2 separate regions of the Homo sapiens genome follow, and region 1 is linked to region 2. A link is a loop called in an ENCODE intact Hi-C map of the cell type or tissue named here. Cell type or tissue: heart right ventricle. All regions are shown on one strand. Each heading gives the region's core, and the rest is flanking DNA. Links, peaks and the distances in the headings are about the cores only. Region 1 overlaps RASGRP1 (RAS guanyl releasing protein 1). Region 2 has its middle 23 kb from the start of RASGRP1.

Evidence for each region. Hi-C counts contacts between places; a loop is a spot of excess contacts. Peaks named below come from ENCODE experiments on the same cell type or tissue, not always from the same donor. Only the 100,000 strongest peaks of a DNase experiment are listed, where the experiment ranks them.
Region 1: a loop joins it to region 2, with 7 times the contacts of the local background. A loop is called at or near these places in 3 of 110 quality-filtered maps.

Annotation. Positions count from the first base shown.
Region 1 is chr15:38,530,269-38,541,501 of GRCh38, reverse strand. The region is part of intron 2 of RASGRP1 (RAS guanyl releasing protein 1); the gene reads left to right. Among named protein-coding and RNA genes, the nearest start is that of RASGRP1, 29 kb to the left of the region's middle. RefSeq lists an enhancer at 11,090-11,149. In heart right ventricle, for the core only: no CTCF peak of the experiment used is centred there; a DNase peak (open chromatin) is centred at 5,161; H3K27ac peaks cover 1,292 bases.
Region 2 is chr15:38,581,975-38,593,207 of GRCh38, reverse strand. No RefSeq gene overlaps it. Among named protein-coding and RNA genes, the nearest start is that of RASGRP1, 23 kb to the right of the region's middle. In heart right ventricle, for the core only: no CTCF peak of the experiment used is centred there; no DNase peak of the experiment used is centred there.

The sequences.
Region 1 (11,233 bases), core at 1,388-9,387, 52 kb after region 2:
TCTTACCTCAGCCTCCCAAATAGCTGGGACCATAGTCATGAGCCACCATGCCAGCTAATATTTTTTTATTCTCAGTAGAGATGAGGTCCTGCTGCGTTGCCCAGGCTGGTCTCAAACTCCTGAGCTCAGGTGATCCTCCCGCCCCAGACTCCCCAAGTGCTGTGATTACACGTCACCACACCTGGCCTTCAAAATATTTAACCAGCATGGCACATGTCCCTTCATTTAGACGCCCGCTGGCCAGGCTGGGGATTAGCCCTGTCTTTATGCTTTTATTGTCGGTAAAGTGGATACAGTCCCTACCCACCTCAAAAGGTTGTTGTGATGGTCAAATGAGATAATGCATGTGAAAGTACTCTGTAAAGTACAAAGTGCTATACAAATGTAAGTCAGGGTTGCCTGGTGGTATTTCTAGTGCCCGTGTGTGGGGTTGGTTGCCCAGCCCTCAACATGGTCTCATGGTCTGCTCTGCTCTGCTCAGAGCAGTCTCCCAGGAGCAAACCAAGGAGTTGTTGAGTAATTGAGCAGGACACTGCAAATCTGAGAAATCCTGGAATCAGCCTGTTAGGTCCTAAGGAAACTCAGAATATCAGCTCCTTCAAGGATGGCCCCTTTTTAGGCCTGAAAAATATCAATGTTTCAGTACATATATTTTGGAAAAGCTAAATAAAACAAAAACCTAAAAAGGCTTTTTGAATTTTAACCTAAGTTTTCCTTATTTGAGGACACCTTGTTCTATTGCACAATGACCTTAAAATTCAGGATCCTTAAAGATATCTGGGCATCTCAGACTCATCTGATTGTCACCATATGGCAAGGAGCTGCTCTGCCTAGATCTGTAAATGGAGTTAAATGCCAGAGACATTAACATAGATTAAAGGGACAGTCTAAATCTTAGTCACTGCTTTGTCTTTATAGTTTCTTGCCTCCTCTTTTTACCCTTTTACTTCCTTAAAAACTGTCTTAATTTCCTCACCATCGCCTTCCCACATGCCCTCAGGTCTGCAGATCCTGGGGATACAAATCCTTAGCCACTTTTCTCTTCCAAATGCATTTCACTCTTTCCTCATATTCAGTGCCCAGTTACTGTTTTGTGTTTATCATTAGTTGCCAGTCAATGTTAATGTTTGTTCTTATATGCTTTGATTTAAATGAAGGAAATGGCCCCAGTGTAGTGTGTACAGCAGAGAACTAGAGACTGTAGGGAACAGACAGAAAATAGACACAACCCTTTTACTTACTCTTGAAGGATTCCCATTTAAAAGGCAATGCAGGGATGGCCACAGTGACTCATGCCTATAATCCCAGAACTTTGGCCGGCCGAGGTGGGAGGATCGCTTGAGCCCAGGAGTTCAAGACCAGCCTGGGCAACACAGCAGGACCTCATCTCTACAAAATATAATAATAATAAAAAAGAATTAGCCTGGCATGGTGATGTGTGCCTATAGTCCCAGATACTTAGGAGGCTGAGGTGGGAAGGTTACTTGAGCCCAGGAAGTCAAGTGTGCAGTGAGCCATGATTATACCACTGCACTCCGGCCTGGGCAATAGAGTGAGACCTTGTCTCAAAAAATAAAAATAAAAACAAACGGCAAAGATGAGTTCATGTCCTTTGTAGGGACATGGATGAAATTGGAAATCATCATTCTCAGTAAACTATCGCAAGAACAAAAAACCAAACACCGCATATTCTCACTCATAGGTGGGAATTGAACAATGAGAACACATGGACACAGGAAGGGGAACATCACACTCTGGGGACTGTTGTGGGGTGGGAGGAGCGGGGAGGGATAGCATTGGGAGATATACCTAATGCTAGATGACGAGTTAGTGGGTGCGGCACACCAGCATGGCACATGTATACATATGTAACTAACCTGCACATTGTGCACATGTACCCTAAAACTTAAAGTATAATAATAATAAATAAATAAATAAAAACAAAAAAAAAAACGGCAATGCAGGACTGTGGTAGATATTAATAACTTTAAAACATAATGATAAAATAACCAGGGTGATAATTTGTAGCCCCTTCTTGCTACTTCCTAGCTGTGGGACATTGACTAGATATTTTTACCTCTCTTGACTCTGTTTCTTCATGTGTGAAACAGAGAAAACATCGATCATGCAGAATTGTAGTAAATATTGAGAGCATGTCTGTAACATGGCCTAGTTCACTCCTGGCACATGGTGGATGGTTCAGTATATGGTGGCATTTATTATATTCTCATTTAGCATGCAGGCCAGCTCTGGAAACCCTCAATACCCAGGTAGACTATGTGCTTTTTATCTTTACAGCTGTCAGGGTGAGAGGCAGTGGTATCTGGTGGAAAGGGCAGGGTTTACCTCAGAAGACTGGAACTCAAGTCACAGCACTGTCACTCATAAGATGGGTGACTTTAGGCAAGTCATACCACCTTACTCTCTGTTTCCTCACCTATAAAATAATGCAAATAATACCCATCTCTCAGAGTTGTGAGGCTCAGATGAGGCAACGTGTGAGGAGAGTGGTCATTCATAAAACGCTAATAAATAGAGGTTATTAGTACTTCAGCACCAGGGTGAGGGTTTCATGTGCCTACGTGACAACTGTCAGGCACCGTAACTATTTGGGACCCACAAGTTAACCAGACATCCGTGGTGTGAACTCAGTTCAGAACCTTGTTCTCCTCAAAAGATATTAACACTTTTTTCTTATCTTGAGTGCCATCTCTGGATTATCTCTCTGTTGGAAGGGGTGGGCGTAAGACATTATGAAGCTCTCATTCTGCAAAGAGCAAATTGAGGCTCAGAAACAATCAGGGCCATCCCAGAGCCAGGCAGCCTGGGTTTGAATCTCAGGTCTACTACTTACTAGCTGTGTAAACTTGGACAAATTACCTTACTTCCTTGCCTCAGTTTCTTCATCTGTCAGATGGCACCTGTCTCACAGGGTTAATATACGTAAAGGCTGTCTTGAAACAGTGTCTGGTACACAGGAAGTGCTCCAAGTATGTTAGCAAAAAGAGAAGACGGGGGTGGCTAAACCTTGAATGTAGTTCATTTCTTCTGGTTAGATGCTGCATTTCTTCCAACAATCTCAAATATTTCTCCTGGTCTCCCCCATCTTCCAATAAGTAACAACATTGTTAGTTTCAGTGTTGCATTTTGGCTATTTCTGTAGGACAGTGATACAACACATCAATTCATGACTTAGGATGTTCTGAAGCACATTCTTTTTTGTTTCATTTTGTTTATGGAGACAGAGTCTTGCTCTATCCCCCAGGCTAGAGTGCAGTGGTGCAATCTTGGCTCACTGCAACCTCCGCCTCCCAGGTTCAAGCTATTCTCATGCCTCAGCCTCCTGAGTAGCTGAGATTACAGGCGCCCACCACCACACCCAGCTAATTTTTGTATTTTTAGTAGAGACGAGGTTTTGTCATGTTGGCTAGGCTGGTCTTGAACTCCTGACCTCGGGTAATCTGCCTGCCTCAGCCTCCCAAAGTGCTGGGATTACAGGCATGAGCCACCGTGCCCAGCCCCTTGAAGCACATTCCTATTCAGCTCTTGACTACTGAATAGAGACCAGTTTCTTTCCTTTGAATAGTAAGAGATTCCTCACTCACCGGTGCAGTTCTCACTTCAGAGTGGCTCTCCAGGTCCTCCTGCTCACTTCTCTCTAGCACCTCTGTAAACTCTTGAGGGTTCTGGCGTTGGGGGAGTGCGCTTAAAACCTAGGATTGAAGGGAAGCTTGGAAGGCTACTAATATAGTTGGGATGTTGTTCCTGCCCAAATCTCATGTTGAAATGTAATGTTGGAGATGGGGCCTGGTGGGAGATGCCTGGATCATGGGGGTAGGTTTCTCATGAATGGTTTAGTACCCTCCTCTTGGTACTGTCCCCATGATAGTGAGTTCTCATGAGATATATGTCCCTCTGGGAAGCTAGGACAGGGCCCCACTGCTCCTGCTTCCCTTGCCTGGCTCATGTCTATAGTGCTGCATGGGAATGGTCAATGTCTATGAGCCATGGGGTTGCGTGCATGGCAGCTCATCAAAGAATCAAACTGTAGCATAACTACCCAGCCAGATGTGTGGCACTTCCTCCCTCTCCCTCTTGCTCCTGCTTTCACCATGTGACGTGCCTGCTTTTTCACCCTCTACCATGATTGTAAGCTTCCTGAGGGCTTCCCAGAAGCAAATGCTGCTATGTTTCTTATTCAGCCTGCAGAACCTTGAACCAATTAAATTTCTTTTCTTTATAAATTATATTTTCTTTATAGCAATGCAAGAATGGACTAACACAGCCACCAACTAACTGCCAAGGAGGACCCCATGCTTGAGGGGTCCAGTCTCGCTGGCACAGTGATGAACTACAGTGGACAGCCACTCCTTGAGTAGTGGTCATAGTTAAGGGACAAAAAAATCATGGTTCCAGTCTGGAATAGCCAAACAAAGAAAAAAAATAGCCAGAACAAAGGAAAAAAAAACAAAATAGTGCTTAAATCTAGCAAGAGAAATAAGAATAATTCATCACTGTTATAGTGCTTCACACTTTTCTAAGCATTTTTATGTATTTAATCAAACATCATCTAATCCTAACCACAACCAAAGAAGGGGTGAGGAAACTTTCAGAATAATTTCTATCTGATTTCAAAAGACTCTGTTCAGTTACTTTTTACCCTACATGGTGATGTGATGTTTTTTTGTACGAGACTGTTCATTGCAGAGAATTATAAGCAATTAAAGAACAGTTTCTGTGGTGAAAAGCATATTTTACAATAAGACTATGGTCAGTGGATTTCTATTTTATGTCAGCATACACTGTTTCCCACAATTCCATCATGCACTGGAATGAGGTTATCTATTATCTAGGCTTGTGGGTCTGATGGGACCAAGTCACTCATTGAGAAAAATTGTCTGAGGAAGGCTGAGGTCATGGCTAACCAGTAATTCTCAGATGGGCCTTATATTATTTTGTTGTGTAAGTATTTGGGAAGTTCTCCAAGTTGCTTCTTCGTGCCTATTGGGCATGTCTGAAAATATGCAAAAAAGGCCAAGAATTTAATAGATAAGAATGACGTGATACAAATATGCTCCAGTGAGCAAGGTAAGAGCCTGACCCAGATTTTCTTCCCAGTTTGTTTATTTCTTTTTCTTTGGGTCCACTGGCCCTTTGCCAGCCCTCCTCCCAGCAAGCTGCTGGCAGCTCTCTGTGTCCTTCTGGGAAGCTAGGACAGGGCCCCGCTGCTCCTTCTTCCCTTGCCTGGCTCATGTCTATAGTGCTGCATGGGAATGGTCAATGTCTATGAGCCATGGGGTTGCGTGCATGGCAGCTCATCAAAGAATCAAACTGTAGCATAACTACCCAGCCAGATAATTCAATTGTTCCTAGAGAGTTTGATGGGACCCAGAAGAAGTAGCCACCAGGTATATTCAGTCGGCACTGACTTCAACAAATGCTCTTAGAGTTTGAAGTCATAGCGTTGTCCCAGAGTCAGCTCACTGGGTCTGCTCGGGACTTGCAGTACCTCTTCCCTGCTCTTCTGTTTATTTCCTAGCCCCAGTCCCCAAACCCCACCCACAGACTTGTGTCCAATTTCCAGAACTGAAGAGGACCAACTTCCCTCCTGACTTCTGAGACTCATGATTCTTCAGACATGACAAGTCCAGATCGAGACTGCAATCCCCAAGGAAGGCCAGCTGTCTTGCTCAGCAGAGACAATACAGCTAAAAGCTCTTTCTCACTTTAGGCAATTCATGCACTTGGTTAGACATTTATAGACTTCAACTGCTCATCCAAAAAATCTAGGTCATTCTTTACATAGAGCTTCACACTTTGGAAGGAAAGCCAGGCCCAGGGAGGAGCGTTTCTGTTGATGTCTGGTTTGGCTGAGGCAGTAGAGAGTGCTTCTGCTGTGGGAAGAGGGAGAGATGGACCAGCGCAGGCACTGTGGGCCCTTAGGGGACGTGAATTTTCACCCCCTGGCCACTGACTCACAGAGTCTCTGAGTAAATGGTGCCAATAATAGCTGCCTTGTGTTGATGTCATGAAAAGTGGTGGGTTTAAGGATTAGGCTTTCTAAGGACATTTTTAAAGTATGTACCATAATTCCAGTGAGAAGGGCTGGGTGGGTCTGTTGGGGGTGTAGGGCTTCCTGGGGAGGAAGAAAGAATAGAGGTGTGGGTGAGAGGTTTAGCCATGTAACATGGATGGCCAAAATGGTAGAGCTCTTCCAAGTATATTCCTACCTGCCTCCTAAGCCCCGAGGAGAAGGACATGCCAAAGAAAGAGCCTTGGGCTGGGAGTGAGAGGGCCCTTCTTGTGGAGGTTCCTCTACTCACCATGGCTGAGGCATGTTGCTTCAGTTTTCTCATTTTTAAATTTCAGCTCATGGTTCTGCTGCTGCATTGAGCTGCTGTACAATGCAAATGTTCAACACAAGTGAAGCTGTTTGTTGAACCTAAGTGCCACAAAAACGTAACATATCATTATCAGGTGTTCTCACCCAGAGAGAATAGTGTGGTTCTTCAGCCACTCGCTTGCTTCAGGGATGGTTTGTGTGGGCATGTGCTCATTTTGTACAGGTCTGTTCCTGTGTACCTAGATGCTGTGCAACTTGAAAGGCCTGCTCCTCCTTCCTGCTCTACTACTCTGGCCCCAGCAGGACAGTGAATATCAATAGAACAGAGGCAGGAAGCATGGGTTCTTTTCCTTCAAGTCTTTTCCACGTTGGCTTCTCTGCAACAGGAGTTGAGGGAGGCTTGGTTAGAACAAATCACCTTTGTCTGGGGGTGGGTTAACCAGATTTTTCCCTCTTCTGTGTCTGTGGCCTTGGTTGTGGCACCAGCTGTCATCACTGCCCCAGCAGTTGGGTGGGAGAGAAGAGATGAGCCTGGCCAGCCCCTCTCCTGCTTTAGTAAGACTCCGCTTAAAGGCCTGTTGTAAAAGTTTGAAATTGCAGGTCAGGGTTAATTTAAAGCTTGTGTATTGTCCATGTTATGGTGTCCCCCAGCCATTACAAGTAAATAATTAAAAGCCAATTGTAACCAAGATATTCAGAGCTCCATAAATTCCTGGACACCATAATATGACAAGAAATAGACACTAGTCTAACTATATGGCAGGCTGTCCTATGTGGGCCAGGGTATGACATACCAGGTTATCCCAGAAAGAAGAACAGGACAAGCTTTACAAGGAACTGAGCTTCCCTTCTCCCAAATTCTCACCTTATATTAACATTTTTGTTCTTGGTTTAGAGCACCAACCACTTCAAGAAACTGCTGTTGCAATGTGGATTTCTCTGAGAGGATTCACCCTTGAAGTCCTTGTCTCCTGCAGAGGAATTTGTTGATCTGGATTAACTGTCCAGTCATTGGGCAAGGCCCAGAGGGCATGAGATTAGGAGTGAGATGAGGAGTGGAATGGGTTCAGGAACACCTGGGGAGCAAGGAAACCAGACAGGAAGGAATACAAAAGGAAGCCCAGCAAGCACCAGCCCTCTTGAGGAGGCTTGCAGCTGCTGTGGGTGCATGCTGGAGGTGGCCCACACCTGTCCTGAGAGCTGACTGCAAGCATCTCTTCCTAGGTGCATGTTCAGTGACTTCATGTTGGTAGCTTGAAACTGGCCATAGTGGAAGTATTTACACCATGCAAATACGTGAACACTACAAACCAGGGTTCCTCTCACTTCTCTCCCAGGAGAGCTTTACATTAAACTCTTGCAAGCATCCTGCTGGTGGCAACCATAATGGATTCTCACTTTCCCTGAAAAGCAGGACTTAATCCTTAGCAGATCACTTGCTTTCTCCCGATTGTTCTCCTCCCCTGAGTCTTGAGGGGCTGGGGACTAACAGAGACCAAAGTGGCCTTGGTGATATGTATGAAGTGGCTCAGGTCATAGACGGTATACAAGTTCAAAGTTTGTATCACCACATTGTTTCTTCACATGCACTTCCTGCCTAAGTTGCTGCCGTCCGCTCTAAAAAACTAAACAAACAACGACCAGAAAACAAACTCTACTGATCTTATTTTCAGCTTGCCAATTTTTATACAGTCTCCAAACAGGATTTAATGAATGTAATAATCTTGCTGACAAATAGGTTTTACTTCTTTGGAATATTTATCACATAGTTATTTATTTAGAATTCTGTGTGTATACCTACCAGGTTCAACCTAGACCCAGCCTAACCATGTTTCTGGAGATACTGACCTCCATTATCAACCTCAGCCTTACCACAGGCTCTGCTCTAACCTTGCCCCTAGGTTTTCTGATCCTAGCTTTCCCATTACCACCCTCTGGCCTCTGGTTGTGGCACACCTGTTATTTCATGTTAGGCCCTCAATGCTGACAGCTTGCCTATCCTTCATATGCTGATCTGTCTCTGGTACACTCAAAATACCTTCACACATCAAGAGATTTCCTTGGAAACCAAAACAAAGGAGAAGAAGTGACTGTTCCGGAGTTGCTGCCTGGTGCTGGACGTTTGTTTTCATGTTTCATGTTCATCTTGCAGCAAGGCATTTCCATCTCATCCCCCAGACAAGCCTTCACTGTAGGAAAGCTGGCCCCCACCTCTTATCAGCAAGGAGCAGGGTCTGCATCACCACCCTTTGCCAGTTTTCTCTCACGAGACTCTGATCATCAGGGAGCAGGTCTTCTCTCTCAGAGGCAAGGAGCTTATTTCAGGCAATAACAGCAGTTTTCATATGGTTCTTCAGATCTCCTTTAGTACCTAGGACAGTGCTTTCCATAGGGTAGATTCATTATCAATGTTGGTTAGTGGTGTCAAAAATTATTTCTACTTGAAGTAGAATGAACAGTTGCTATATAGAATAGTTAGGAAGCCATATCCTGTCATTGGAGGGGTCCAAGTAGAGGCCAGACAACCACTTACCTGTGATGGTTTTAGGAGGGAATAATGCATTTGGATAGAAAGAAGAGGTAGAAGATGGCTAGCCTTTTCCACCCTGATTGTGATCTCATAAACTATGGGATGCCAGCACTGAGTCTAACGGTGGAAAATAGGCTGTTGGCCCAGAGACAGATGACTCTCCAGAATCCGCTTAGTTTTTCTGTTTTCTTGAGCAAGTGGTCTGCAGGTTGAGTGAGTCTTTAATTAATATGCTTCTCTAGCAGCTTACATTACTCCCCTAGTCAAATGGCAGAGTATGTAAGATCAACATTGTGTACCCCACTGAGGCTTCAACCCTTTAAAGAAGTCTTTTCCTGTAAGTGTAAGGAGAAGCAGATGGTAATGAAAAAATACGCACATTTTATTATGCGTTGCACATTTTACTTATTAGAATTTTTAGTATGACACCCTGCATTTTAAAAAGCCTAAAGATGAAAACAAAATGGAATTATTCTTTGAAATATTTAAATCAGCTTGCAGCAATTATCTCAAAATATGAAAATAAAATCTAGCAGCCTGGAAGGTAGATCTTCCTTGACCACCCACTTTGAAAATCTCGTCTTTCAAAGGGAGGCTCTTCCTCTCAAAAAGGAAGAAGAGCATGCTGTACAGAATGAGGGCAGGAAGGGACGTATCCCCGATGAGGTTGTTCAAAAAGGAAGAAGAGCATGCTGTACGGAATGAGGGCAGGAAGGGACATATCCCTGATGAGGTTGTATAGAGCTGGAGCTTATGTGTGGGAGAGCTGGTGGTGGGAATGAGGGCAAGTGACTACACTGAACCATTCTCTCGTTGAAAAGTAGAACCAGGACTGGAGAGGAGTTACCTCGGAGTTCTGGACTGGGTGTAGAGAGAGAGTGTTTCTGTCTGCTCTTTCCCTAACCACATCTCTGCCTCCCTTGGCTGAGTGAGTCATCCTCTGCCAGCCTTACCATTTGCCAGCACTCACTCCCACAGAGACCATGTGAGGATTAACAAGCCGTACTTTGGGAACGTCACTGAAACTGTGGAAAAGCAGTGCAAGGTAAAGGTGAAGTGTGAATATGATTGTGAATCTTAAGCACAGAACCCTGAGTTCTTAAAGGCAATTTTTAAGATTAGTATCCATCAACCAAAGTTCACAAGAGTTTTTCAGAAATCACCAGAGTACAAAAGCTATTTCACGAAATGTGCAGTGGCTGTGACCTTAGTGAGATTTCTTAGACTTGTAGCCATAAGGACTGGAAGAGTTCGTAAAGCTCAGCTCCCACTTTATTCTTGAATTCCTTATCCTGACGAATGGTGATTCAGCATGCAGCCAGGTATAGTGGAAAGAGAAGGGGCTCTGGAATCAGACAGACCTTGGGCCAGGTCCCAGCTCCTCCACCCATTGTCCCTTTGACCTAGAACAAATTACCTAATCTCTCTATGCTTTGATTTCCTCAGCTGTGAGTTGTGAACAATGCTTGTTGTTGAGAGTTAGAACATGGTTAAAGTGTTTAGCACAGCTCCTGGTATTTAGTAGGGCTTCAATAAATGATAGCTGCTATGCTAATTACAATAATGCTTATTAAGTGTTGCTCTTCAGGCTCTTTTTTAATATCTCTGTGATGGCAATGCTTCCATCATTAGACAGTGCTGATGGCTAGAATTTTCTGCCACATGTTGTGCCCAATCCTATTTCCTATAATTTCTATCCATCTACTCTGGTGCTGCCTTTTGTGGCCCCATAGAACAAGTCTAAACCAACTCCCACAAAGAACACTTCAGATATTTGAAGACAATTTTAATCTCTTCCCCAAGTTTTCTTCATGGTAAACCCTTTAGTTCCTGGAATCCTTCCATAGGTGACTTAGTTTTGATCTCACCCAGGACACGTCTAAGTCCCTTTTCCTCACATATGAGTATCTATGGGAAGATGCTAACCAGCCATAAAGGAAAGTTGAGATGGCAAGTTTTAGATGCCATCCATACTGAATAAGCTGGCTTTTGTCCATGGTTCTTGTGAACATTCTAATGCATACCCTACAAGTATATGTCACAGTTCCTTCTTTTCACTGTAGTTTCACCAGAGTGTTCAGGAATATGAACACTGCTACCTGTGAGGAAGGGTACACTGTAAAGACTGTATTGTCAAATGCTGCATTGAAAAGCCACCCCTTGTAATTGTGGTAGGTTTGATTGCATTATTGCCCCCTGACTTTTTACCTTCTCTATGTCAGTGCTATGTTCCATGTGACTTTGCAGTTCCTGCCCTTTGACTTTATATTCAGTAGTGTGACTTGCTTTGGCCAACAGAATGAGTCAGAAGAAACAGCACGCCAGCTCCAAACCTAGGCTTCAGAGGCCCTGGGTATTTC
Region 2 (11,233 bases), core at 1,015-9,014:
AAGAATGTTCATCACACAATGCTTTACAGTAGAGAAAAAAATAATGGAAGCACCAGCAAGAAAGAGGAGTAGTTGAATAAATCTTTTTTTTTTTTTTTTTTTTTTTTTTGAGATGGAGTCTCACTCTATCGCCCAGGCTGGAGTGCAATGGCGCGATCTTGGCTCACTGCAAGCTCTGCCTCCCAGGTTCACGCCATTCTCCTGCCTCAGCCTCCCAAGTAGCTGGGACTACAGGCGCCCGCCACCTTTCCCGGCTAATTTTTTTGTATTTTTAGTAGAGACGGGGCTTCACTGGGTTAGCCAGGATGGTCTCAATCTGACCTCGTGATCCACCCGCCTGAATAAATCTTACATCCCCAAACATGGAAAACTGGGAGGTCTCCTATATTACAGATGAAAAGTACTTGTATGGAAAAAATGTTCATAATATATTGCTAAGTGGAACACAGGAACACAGACACATGCAGGTGTATTTGTTTTGCCTCTAACATCTCCATCTGTGTCATAGAACAGTCTCTAAAGGGACATCATTGTGTCCTGGCAGTCTGGCAGTCTCTAAAGGGACATCACTGTGCTGATAATGGTCTGCCATTGCCCTATGGCATCACCCATTCTTTCTCTCCTGCATGACCTCTTCACTGCCACAGCAAGACATCCATGCTACGCTGCCACGTCTGGATGCCCCAGTGCTTCCATTCCTAGTACATCAGAATTCTGCTGGGGTTTTGACAAAAACAGATAACTGTGAGCCACATTTTTTCTTGATCTTAAAACAGCCATGCTCATACTCAGAGCTGCACAGTCTTTCTTAAATGGTTCCATCCATTTCTGGCCATCAACCCCTATCCAGCAGGTGTCAAGTCCAGTTTGTCACCAAGAATTGGAATAGACACCCCGGAACCTTTCATTCTGCTTTCTGCTTCCACTTTCTCTGCCTTCTGTAACAGTAGAAGGTTCATTGCCTGATGCATGTGGCAAGTCAATATGCCGAGACACTAGGTCACAGCAGAGAAAGAGATTTAATCTTAGGGTCACCAAATAAGGATGTTGACAAAAAGAGTCAAACTCTGTAAAATATATGAAGAGATTTATTCTGAGCCAAATATGGGTGACCAATGGCCGGTGACACAGCCCTCAGAAGATCCTGAGAACATGTGTCCAGTGTAGTCAGACTACAACTTGGCTTTATACATTTTAGGGAGACATAAGACGTCAATCAATACATGTAAGATGTACGTTGGTTTGGCCCGGAAAGGCAGGACAACCAGAAGTTGGGGGGCAACTTCCAAGTCAGAGGTGGATTCAAAGATTTTCTAATTGGCATTTGGTTGAAAGTGTTAAGTTATTGTCTAAATACCTAGAATCAATAGAAGGGAATGTCCAGGTTAAGATAAGGGGTTGTGGAGACCATGGTTCCCATTATTCAGAGGAAACCTCCAGGTAGCAGACTGCAGAGAGAATAGATCGTCAATGTTTCTTATCAGACTTAAAGTCTGCTCTATTCATCATTCCAAAAGGGAGGAGGGTAGAATGAGACATGTCCAGCTTCCCCTTCCCATCACAGCGGGAACTGGTTTTTCAGGTTAATTTCAGAACTCCAGTGGCCGAGTGGAGGGGTCCATCCAGATGGTTGGGGGGCTTCGAATTTTATTTTTAGTTTACAAGGAGATGAGAAGAAACCTCAAATCCATCTCCCTGAGGAATTCAGGGTTAGGGTTTTGGAGTGGGCCAAAGTGTGGAGATCATTGATTATTTGAAGAGTGCAGGGGGAAGTCATGGGATGGGAAGATGAAGAAGCTGTATTCTCACACTGATCTCCTTCCTCTGTGTGGTCTTCAAACTGGTTGCTGGAATTTGGGGGTCTGAAAAACATCTTCCTTCATATCATAGCGCATACACCTGCACACATGCACACACTTACGAACACATAAAAACACATGCTCATAAACAGACCCACACATGAGAACAACACACCTAAATCCCAATGGTTCTTAGATTGCACTCAAAAAGTTGTGGTCCAATCAGTCACCCCAAGCCTCACAATCTTATGATATCTAGTTAAATTTCTCAAGTTTGGGCCAATTGGTATAAAGAAGCCCAGTGCCAGGTATTTTTGTTTGTTTGTTTGTTTTTAAAGTCTGACTTATAGAATATCTTTAAGGATACAGAATTTTGTATTGGTATTCTTATTTCTCAACTTCACAGGACATACATTAATTGAAGATTCTTTTAGAATGCTACCCATCTACTTTGCTAAACTTATCTGTAATTAGTACCCAGCCCCAGCATTTTAAAAGTTATGTGAATCTTCAAAGGTAGTCTTCTTCTTAGCAGGTTAACAATTTGCTCCCACAATCATATGCTTAGGCTTAATAAACCCTTTCTTCATACATATATTTAAAAAACAGAAGCTTCATCTCATACCTCTGGAATTACTAATCTCTAAAACTACTGAGTGTGGATTAGTGACATTTTACTGTGTCACTTATCTAATTGAAGAGCATAGAGCTCAGTCAAAATTAAGCAAAGATGGACCCTGATCCCTTTCCAGGCCATACCCTTTTTGGAACTAGTTTAGGGGTGTCCTGGCTGAGGCAGCTTCAGAGAAGATGGAAGGAGAGAGGCAGTAGACCTCTGAGATCAGCCAGCCCCTCCAGAAATCCGCTATATTTATGATCAACATTCTTATGATTTTGTTTTCTTGACAAAACAAGCTATTAAATTCAGAAGATATTTGACATTTATATTCATAGTAAAAATATAAGTATATTTTCGGTTCATATTTCCAAGTCTCAGATTAAAAAACAAAGGTGAGATATCCAAGGCCAACACTGAAATTCTTAGGGATCAAGCTGGCATTTGCCTCCCTAAACCACCAGACCAGGTGCAGCACAGAACAAGGGTTGCAGTGGGGATAACTTCCAGGATATAGAAAATGTTGGTAACCTTTTTTTTTTTTTTTTTTTTTGAGACAGACTTTCACTCTTGTTGCACAAGCTGGAGTGCAATGGCATGATCTCGGCTCACTGCAACCCCCACCTCCCGGGTTCAAGAGATTCTCCTGCCTCAGCCTCCTGAGTAGCTGGGATTACAGGTGTGCACCACCACACCTGGCTAATTTTTTGTATTTTTAGTAGAAACAGGGTTTCACCATGTTAGCCAGGCTGGTCTTGAACTTATGACCTCAGGTGATCTGCCCGTCTCGGCCTCCCAAAATGCTGGGATTACAGGCGTGAGCCACCGTGCCCAGCCGGTAACCATGTTTTTTTAAAAGTACGTGGCCTTTTGCCCTTTTTAATGAAACAAAATAACTCAGCACGGAGGGATCATGCAAAAATCAAACTGTATAATGTGAATCAGTTCTGGGAAGGCCAGTCGGACTTTTCACATAATACCTGCTAGGAACCAGGAAACAGAAAAGGGATGAAGAAAGGCAAAGACAAATGCTTTACCACCTGTGATGTAATCTTTTCAAGAAAAACTAGATACTCTTTTGGTCAGAAGGCCAAGCTGGAGTTTGGAGACGTGATGCAACTCTCAATTTGTTAGTGACTCACCCTGCAGCACTTATCTCCGTGCCTTGGGGAGGACTCTTGTGAGTAATGAACAATGAACAGGAAGGGAAAGTCCTCTGTGAATTAAGAAAAATTAGGCACCTGTCTACTAAAGTATCAGGAAAAATGTAGGAAGATTTGGGATTTCTCACCCCTTGGCCCTGAAAGCCTGGAACTGTGTTGTTCCAGACAGTCAGTTATAAAGGCTCATGCTAGTATGTTTCCAGGGGTCTCTCAGGCCCCTCGCCTCCTGCAGGTACCCAGTTCATCTTTAGATGTCTTTGGGTTCCTCGGTGGTCTCAGAGAGCTAAGCCTTCCCAGCTGCACCCAGGACGGGGTTAACTTCAGTGCCAGAGTTGATAAGACCCTGCCTGGCCTCCAGATCAGTGCTGAGATCTGAGTTAAACCTCCTTAAGAAACAACTAGACCTCAACAGCTTTCAAAAGGAGTAAAAAGAAAGAAAATGAAAGAAGGAATCTGGTACACTGGCAACCATTTCCCTGAGTTCTGTTCCCTGTTGGAATGATATGACTGCTTTCTGTTAGATATGTATCTGTAACTACAGCCATACTCCTCAGGAAAGACAAGGTGAGAATAAGTGCAAACGGCAGGAAAGGGTTACTTCTTTCTTACCCTTCTGGATGGACTGATGAGTAATGAGCACTAAGTACCTTCAGATGGTGGCTGACCTGCCAATCAAAGTGCAATACTGCCTGGATTCCAGACAGAACAGTTTCATGTGCATTCTCCCTGCAAAATGAGCAACTTTGGTTCAGTGAGGGGTGAAACTCTGAATACAAGGGACTGAAAGGACTTTTGTTTTAGACAATCTTTTGAAACCTTCATTTTCTGTAGCTCTCGTCCTATTCATGTCACTCAACAATGACTTACTGTTCAGAAAGAGCTGCATCTGCCAAAAACGTTGGGCCTTGAGATTGTGATTCAAAAGCCACCCCTGATTCTCAGAAACCTATCCTAGGTTTGGGATATCTGCTAAACTTTACTAAAGTTACGGCAAACAAAATATTAAGTTGTCCATCTCATACAACTCATCACTCGCTGCCTCCAAGTCAATAGGGCAAAAATACAGCTTTTAGCAGAGAAAAGAATCCTTCACTAAAGGAAGAAGTCAGGGGGGCCGGTGGGTGGAGGGCAGGGTGGACAGAGTTAAACGATTTTTCAGGAAGCTGGACCTTTCCTGCTTTAGCAGAGCTAGAAACTAGGTAAGTCATCCCGCTTGCCTGCGTTTCCTTGTATTTCATCTCTAGCCCAGTCTGTTTTACAGGCATCCTTGGATAGTTTACCATACACCCCTTCTTTTGTATACGCCTGTGTTTGTAAGGACAGGATTTCGTATGTACTCTTAGGATGGCAGAGGTGCCAGGCATCCACATTAAATGAAGATAAAATGAAAAGTGGTACTCCAATGTTCTGGAAGAATAAAAGGAAAATTCAGACACTAGTGGAATAGCAACGAATACAAGTTCGTGTCACTTGTGAGTCTTTCAAAGGGGCTGGAGACCAGGGAGAAAAGTGGCACCACTGAGCCAGAGAACTTCCTAGCATATGATTTCCCCTTTGCTGAGAGCAAGGCAAATTGAGGGATCCTTCATTTCAGTGCTCAGATCTGTAGCAGAAGCTGCAAGCAGGCTGGGTAGAACAACAAGGTAGAAAGATACTGAGAACACTGGGTGTCTGGAGTATTCCAGGACAGGATGGTGTAGGGTGGGAGCTTGAGGGACTGGGCAAAATAATCCCCAAAAGAGAAAAGACCATATCAGTCTTAATTTTCCCTAATTTAACCAGGTCTGAGCAAATGTCTGAATTTATGTCTGCATTGCAGAAAAATATTCACAGCTGTTGAAAGTAGATTTTGAGACTGGAGCACAGTTCCATTAATAGTTCAGTCATGAGAATAAAAGGTAAAATAAAAAGCTAAGAGTCTTGTTACAAAAACAAATTAATAAATAAAACTTCTGGGTTTGTAGTTAGAAAGACCTAAGGAATCATGATTGAATCACTTGATTTTATAATTCCCCATTTCTTAAAGGGAAGGCCCAAAGCCCTCAGAAAAGGAATCATGGAGAAGAGATTGTAGCAAGAACCACACTTCCGTCCCAAAACACTCGCATATATAAACACGCACACACACACAAAGTATGGTACCTGGCACGTGAGAACTGGTATCATAGGGGAACGTGGCCTCCACCAACATATTTAATAGCACATTGGCAACATTTGTACTTTCACTTTTCAAATAACTTGAAACTGAAAACTTAGGGTAAGGCCAGAAGTTTTAAGTCAGTGACTTCTCTTTCCCCAACCAATGGCTAAGTCACTTTAGGACAATTCTCACTTGAGGTGGGCCAAGGAGCAGCTTGTCACTAGACCAAAATTCTGACCCCATGACGCTCAGGTTTGTAACTTGTAGTTGATAGGACAGCTAAAAGGTTAGCACTTCCTTAGAGCATCAACAATATAGTTAGAGTTGGTTATTTACCATCTTTACCTCACCCAGCTCCTCATAATGGGTAATAACCAGCTAGCTGAACTGTTTAGGGTACAAAATCTATTATGTTATATTATGGGTAGGCAGTGTAGCAAAGTGGTGATAAGCTTGAGCTCCAGCATCACACTGACTTGAAACCTAGCTCACGGGTGTGTTCTTGGATGAGTTACTTAACCTTTCTAAGCCTTAAGTTCCTCATCTATAAAGCAAGAACAAATAACAATGGTAATTCATCACAAAGTTTGTTTGTGAGGATAAAGTGAAATGTATTCTTACTTTTTTTAATATACTTTAAGTTCTAGGGTACATGTGCACAATGTGCAGGTTTGTTTCATATGTATACATGTGCCATGTCGGTGTGCTGCACCCATTAACTCGTCATTTACATTAGGTATATCTCCTAATGCTATCACTCCCCCCTCCTCCCACCCCATAACAGGCCCCAGTGTGTGATGTTCCCCACCCTGTGTCCAAGTGTTCTCATTGTTCAATTCCCACCTATGAGTGAGAACATGCGGAGTTTTGTTTTCTGTCCTTGAGATAGTTTGCCCAGAATGATGGTTTCCAGCTTCATCCATGTCCCTACAAAGGACATGAACTCATCCTGTCTTATGGCTGCATAGTATTCCATGGTGTATATGTGCCACATTTCCTTCATCCAGTCTATCATTGATGGACATTTCGGTTGGTTCCAAGTCTTTGCTATTGTGAATAGTGCCACAATAAACATACGTGTGAATGTGTCTTTATAGCAGCATGATTTATAATCCTTTGGGTATATACCCAGTAATGGGATTGCTGGGTCAAATGGTATTTCTAGTTCTAGATCCTTGAGGAATTGCCACACTGTCTTCCACAATGGTTGAACCAGTTTACAGTCCCAAACAATAGTGTAAAAGTGTTCCTATTTCCCCACATCCTCTCCAGCACCTGTTGCTTCCTGACTTTTTAATGATCGCCATTCTAACTGGTGTGAGATGATATCTCACTGAGGTTTTAATTTGCATTTCTCTGATGGCCAATGATGAGGAGCATTTTTTCATGTGTCTGTTGGTTGCATAAATATCTTCTTTTGAGAAGTGTCTGTTCATATCCTTTGCCTACTTTTTGATGGGGTTGTTCGATTTTTTCTTGTAAATTTGTTTAAGTTCTTTGTAGATTCTGGATATTAGCCCTTGGTCAGATGGGTAGATTGTAAAAATTTTCTCCCATTCTGTAGGTTGCCTGTTCATTCTGATGGTAGTTTCTTTTACTGTGCAGAAGCTCTTTAGTTTAATTAGATCCCATTTGTCAATTTTGGCTTTTGTTGCCATTGCTTTTGGTGTTTTAGACATGAAGTCCTTGCCCATGCCTATGTCCTGAATGGTATTGCCTAGGTTTTCTTCTAGGGTTTTTATGGTTTTAGGTCTAACATTTAAGTCTTTAATCCATCTTGAATTCATTTTTGTATAAGGTGTAAGGAAGGGATCCAGTTTCAGCTTTCTACCTATGGCTAGCCAGTTTTCCCAGCACCATTTATTAAACAGGGAATCCTTTCCCCATTTCTTGTTTTTGTCAGGTTTGTGAAAGATCGGATGGTTGTAGATGTGTGGTATTATTCCTGAGGACTCTGTTCTGTTCCCTTGGTCTATATCTCTGTTTTGGTACCAGTACCATGCTGTTTTGATTACTGTAGCCTTGTAGTATAGTTTGAAGTCAGGTAGCGTGATGCCTCCAGCTTTGTTCTTTTAGCTTAGGACTGTCTTGGCAATGCAAGCAATTTTTTGGTTCCATATGAACTTTAAAGTAGTTTTTTCCAATTCTGTGAAGAAAGTCATTGGTAGCTTGATGGGGATGCCATTGAATCTATAAATTACCTTGGGCAGTATGGCCATTTTCACGACATTGATTCTTCCTATCCATGAGCATGGAATGTCCTTCCATTTGTTTGTGTCCTCTTTTATCTCATTGAGCAGTGGTTTGTAGTTCTGCTTGAAGAAGTCCTTCACATCCCTTGTAAGTTGGATTCCTAGGTATTTTATTCTCTTTGAAGCAATTGTGAATGGGAGTTCACTCATGATTTGGATCTCTGTTTGTCTGTTATTGGTGTATAGGAATGCTTGTTATTTTTCCACATTGATTTTGTATCCTGAGACTTTGCTGAAATTGCTTATCAGCTTAAGGAGATTTTGGGCTGAGACGATGGGGTTTTCTAAATATACAATCATGTTATCTGCAAACAGGGACAATTTGACTTCTTCTTTTCCTAATTGAATACCCTTTATTTCTTTTTCCTGCCTGATTGCCCTGGCCAGAACTTCCAATACTATGCTGAATAGGAGTGGTGAGAGATGGCATCCCTGTCTTGTGCCAGTTTTCAAAGGGAATGCTTCCAGTTTTTGCCCATTCAGTATGGTATTGGCTGTGGGTTTGTCATAAATAGCTCTTATTATTTTGAGATACATTCCATCAATATCCAGTTTATTGAGAGTTTTTAGCATGAAGAGCTGTTGAATTTTGTCGAAGGCCTTTTCTTCATCTATTGAGATAATCATGTGTTTTTTGTCTTTGGTTCTGTTTATATGATGGATTACATTTATTGATTTGCGTATGTTGAACCAGCCTTGCATCCCAGGGATGAAGCCAACTTCATCATGGTGGACAAGCTTTTTGATGTGCTGCTGGATTCGGTTTGCCAGTATTTTATTGAGGATTTTTGCATTGATGTTCATCAGGGATATTGGTCTAAAATTCTTATTTTTTGTGTCTCTGCCAGGCTTTGGTATCAGGATGATGCTGGCCTCATAAAATGAGTTAGTGAGGATTCCTTCTTCTTCTATTGATTGGAATAGTTTCAGAAGGAATGGTACCAGCTCCTCTTTAGAATGGTACCTCTGATAGAATTTGGCTGTGAATCCATCTGGTCCTGGACTTTTTTTGGTTGGTAGACTATTAATTATTGCCTCAATTTCAGAGCCTGTTATTAGTCTATTCAGGGATTCAACTTCTTCCTGGTTTAGTCTCGGGAGGGTGTATGTGTCCAGGAATTTATCCATTTCTTCTACATTTTCCAGTTTATTTGTATAGAGGTGTTTATAGTATTCTCTGACGGTAGTTTGTATTTCTGTGGGATCAGTGGTGATATCCCTTTTACCATTTTTTATTGTGTCTATTTGATTCTTCTCTTTTCTTCTTTATTAATCTTGTTAATGGTCTATCAATTTTATTGATCTTTTCAGACAACCAGCTCCTGGATTCATTGATTTTTTGAAGGGCTTTTTGTGTCTCTATCTCCTTCAGTTCTGCTCTGATCTTAATTATTTCTTGCCTTCTGCTAGCTTTTGAATTTGTTTGCTCTTGCTTCTCTAGTTCTTTTAATTGTGATGTTAGGGTGTCAATTTTAGATCTTTCCTCCTTTCTCTTGTGGGCATTTAGTGCTATAAATTTCCGGCTACACACTGCTTTAAATGTGTCCCATAGATTCTGGTATGTTGTGTCTTTGTTCTCATTGGTTTTAAAGAACATCTTTATTTCTGCCTTCATTTTGTTATGTACCCAGTAGTCATTCAGAAGCAGGTTGTTCAGTTTCCATGTAGTTGAACGGTTTTGAGTGAGTTTCTTAATCCTGAGTTCTAATTTGATTGCACTGTGGTCTGAGAGACAGTTTGTTATAATTTCTGTTCTTTTACATTTGCTGAGGAGTGCTTTACCTACAACTATGTGGTCAGTTTTGGCATAAGTGTGATGTGGTGCTGAGAAGAATGTATATTCTGTTGATTTGGGGTGGAGAGTTCTGTAGATGTCTATTAGGTCCACTTGGTGCAGAGCTGAGTTCAATTCCTGGCTATCCTTATTAACTTTCTATCTCGTTGATCTGTCTAATGTTGACAGTGGGGTGTTGAAGCCTCCCATTATTATTGTGTGGGAGTCTAAGTCTCTTTGTAGGTCTCTAAGAACTTGCTTTATGAATCTGGGTGCTCCTGTATTGGGTGCATATATATTTAAGATAGTTAGCTCTTCTTGCTGAATTGATCCCTTTACCATTATGTAATGGCCTTCTTTGTCTCTTTTGATCTTTGTTGGTTTAAAGTCTGTTTTATCAGAGACTAGGATTGCAACCCCTGCTTTTTTTTTTGTTTTCCATTTGTTGGTAGATCTTCCTCCATCCCTTTATTTTGAGCTTATGTGTGTCTCTGCATGTGAGATGGGTCTCCTGAATACAGCACACTGATGGGTCTCGACTCTTTATCCAATTTGCCAGTCTGTGTCTTTTAATTGGAGCATTTAGCCCATTTATATTTAAGGTTAATATTGTTATGTGTGAATTTGATCCTGTCATCATGATGTTAGTTGGTTATTTTGCTGGTTAGTTGATGCGGTTTCTTCCTAGCATTGATGGTCTTTACAATTTGGCATGTTTTTGCAGTGGCTGGTACCGGTTTTTCCTTTCCATGTTTAGTGCTTCCTTCAGGAGCTCTTGTAAAGCAGGCCTAGTGGTGACAAAATCTCTCAGCATTTGCTTGTCTGTAAAGGATTTTATTTCTCCTTCACTTATGAAGTTTAGTTTGTCTGGATATGAAATTCTGGGTTGAAAATTCTTTTCTTCAAGAATGTTGAATATTGGCCCCCACTCTCTACTGGCTTGTAGAGTTTCCGCCGAGAAATCCACTATTAGTCTGATGGGTTTCCCTTTGTGGGTAACCCGGCCTTTCTCTCTGGCTGCCCTTAACATTTTTTCCTTCATTTCAACTTTGGTGTATCTGACAATTATGTCTTGGAGTTGCTCTTCTCAAGGAGTATCTTTGTGGCATTCTCTGTATTTCCTGAATTTGAATGTTGGCCTGTCTTGCTAGGTTGGGGAAATTCTCCTGGATAATATCCTGAAGAGTGTTTTCCAACTTGATTCCCTTCCCCCTGTCACTTTCAGGTAGACCAATCAGACGTAGATTTGGTCTTTTCACATAGTCCCATATTTCTTGGAGGCTTTGTTTGTTTCTTTTTACTCTTTTTTCTCTAAACTTCTCTTCTCGCTTCATTTCATTCATTTGATCTTCAATCACTGATACCCTTTCTTCCACTTGATCGAATCGGCTACTGAAGCTTGTGCATGCGTTACATAGTTCTTGTGCCATGGTTTTCAGCTCCATCAGGTCATTTAAGGTCTTCTCTACGCTATTTATTCTATTTAGCC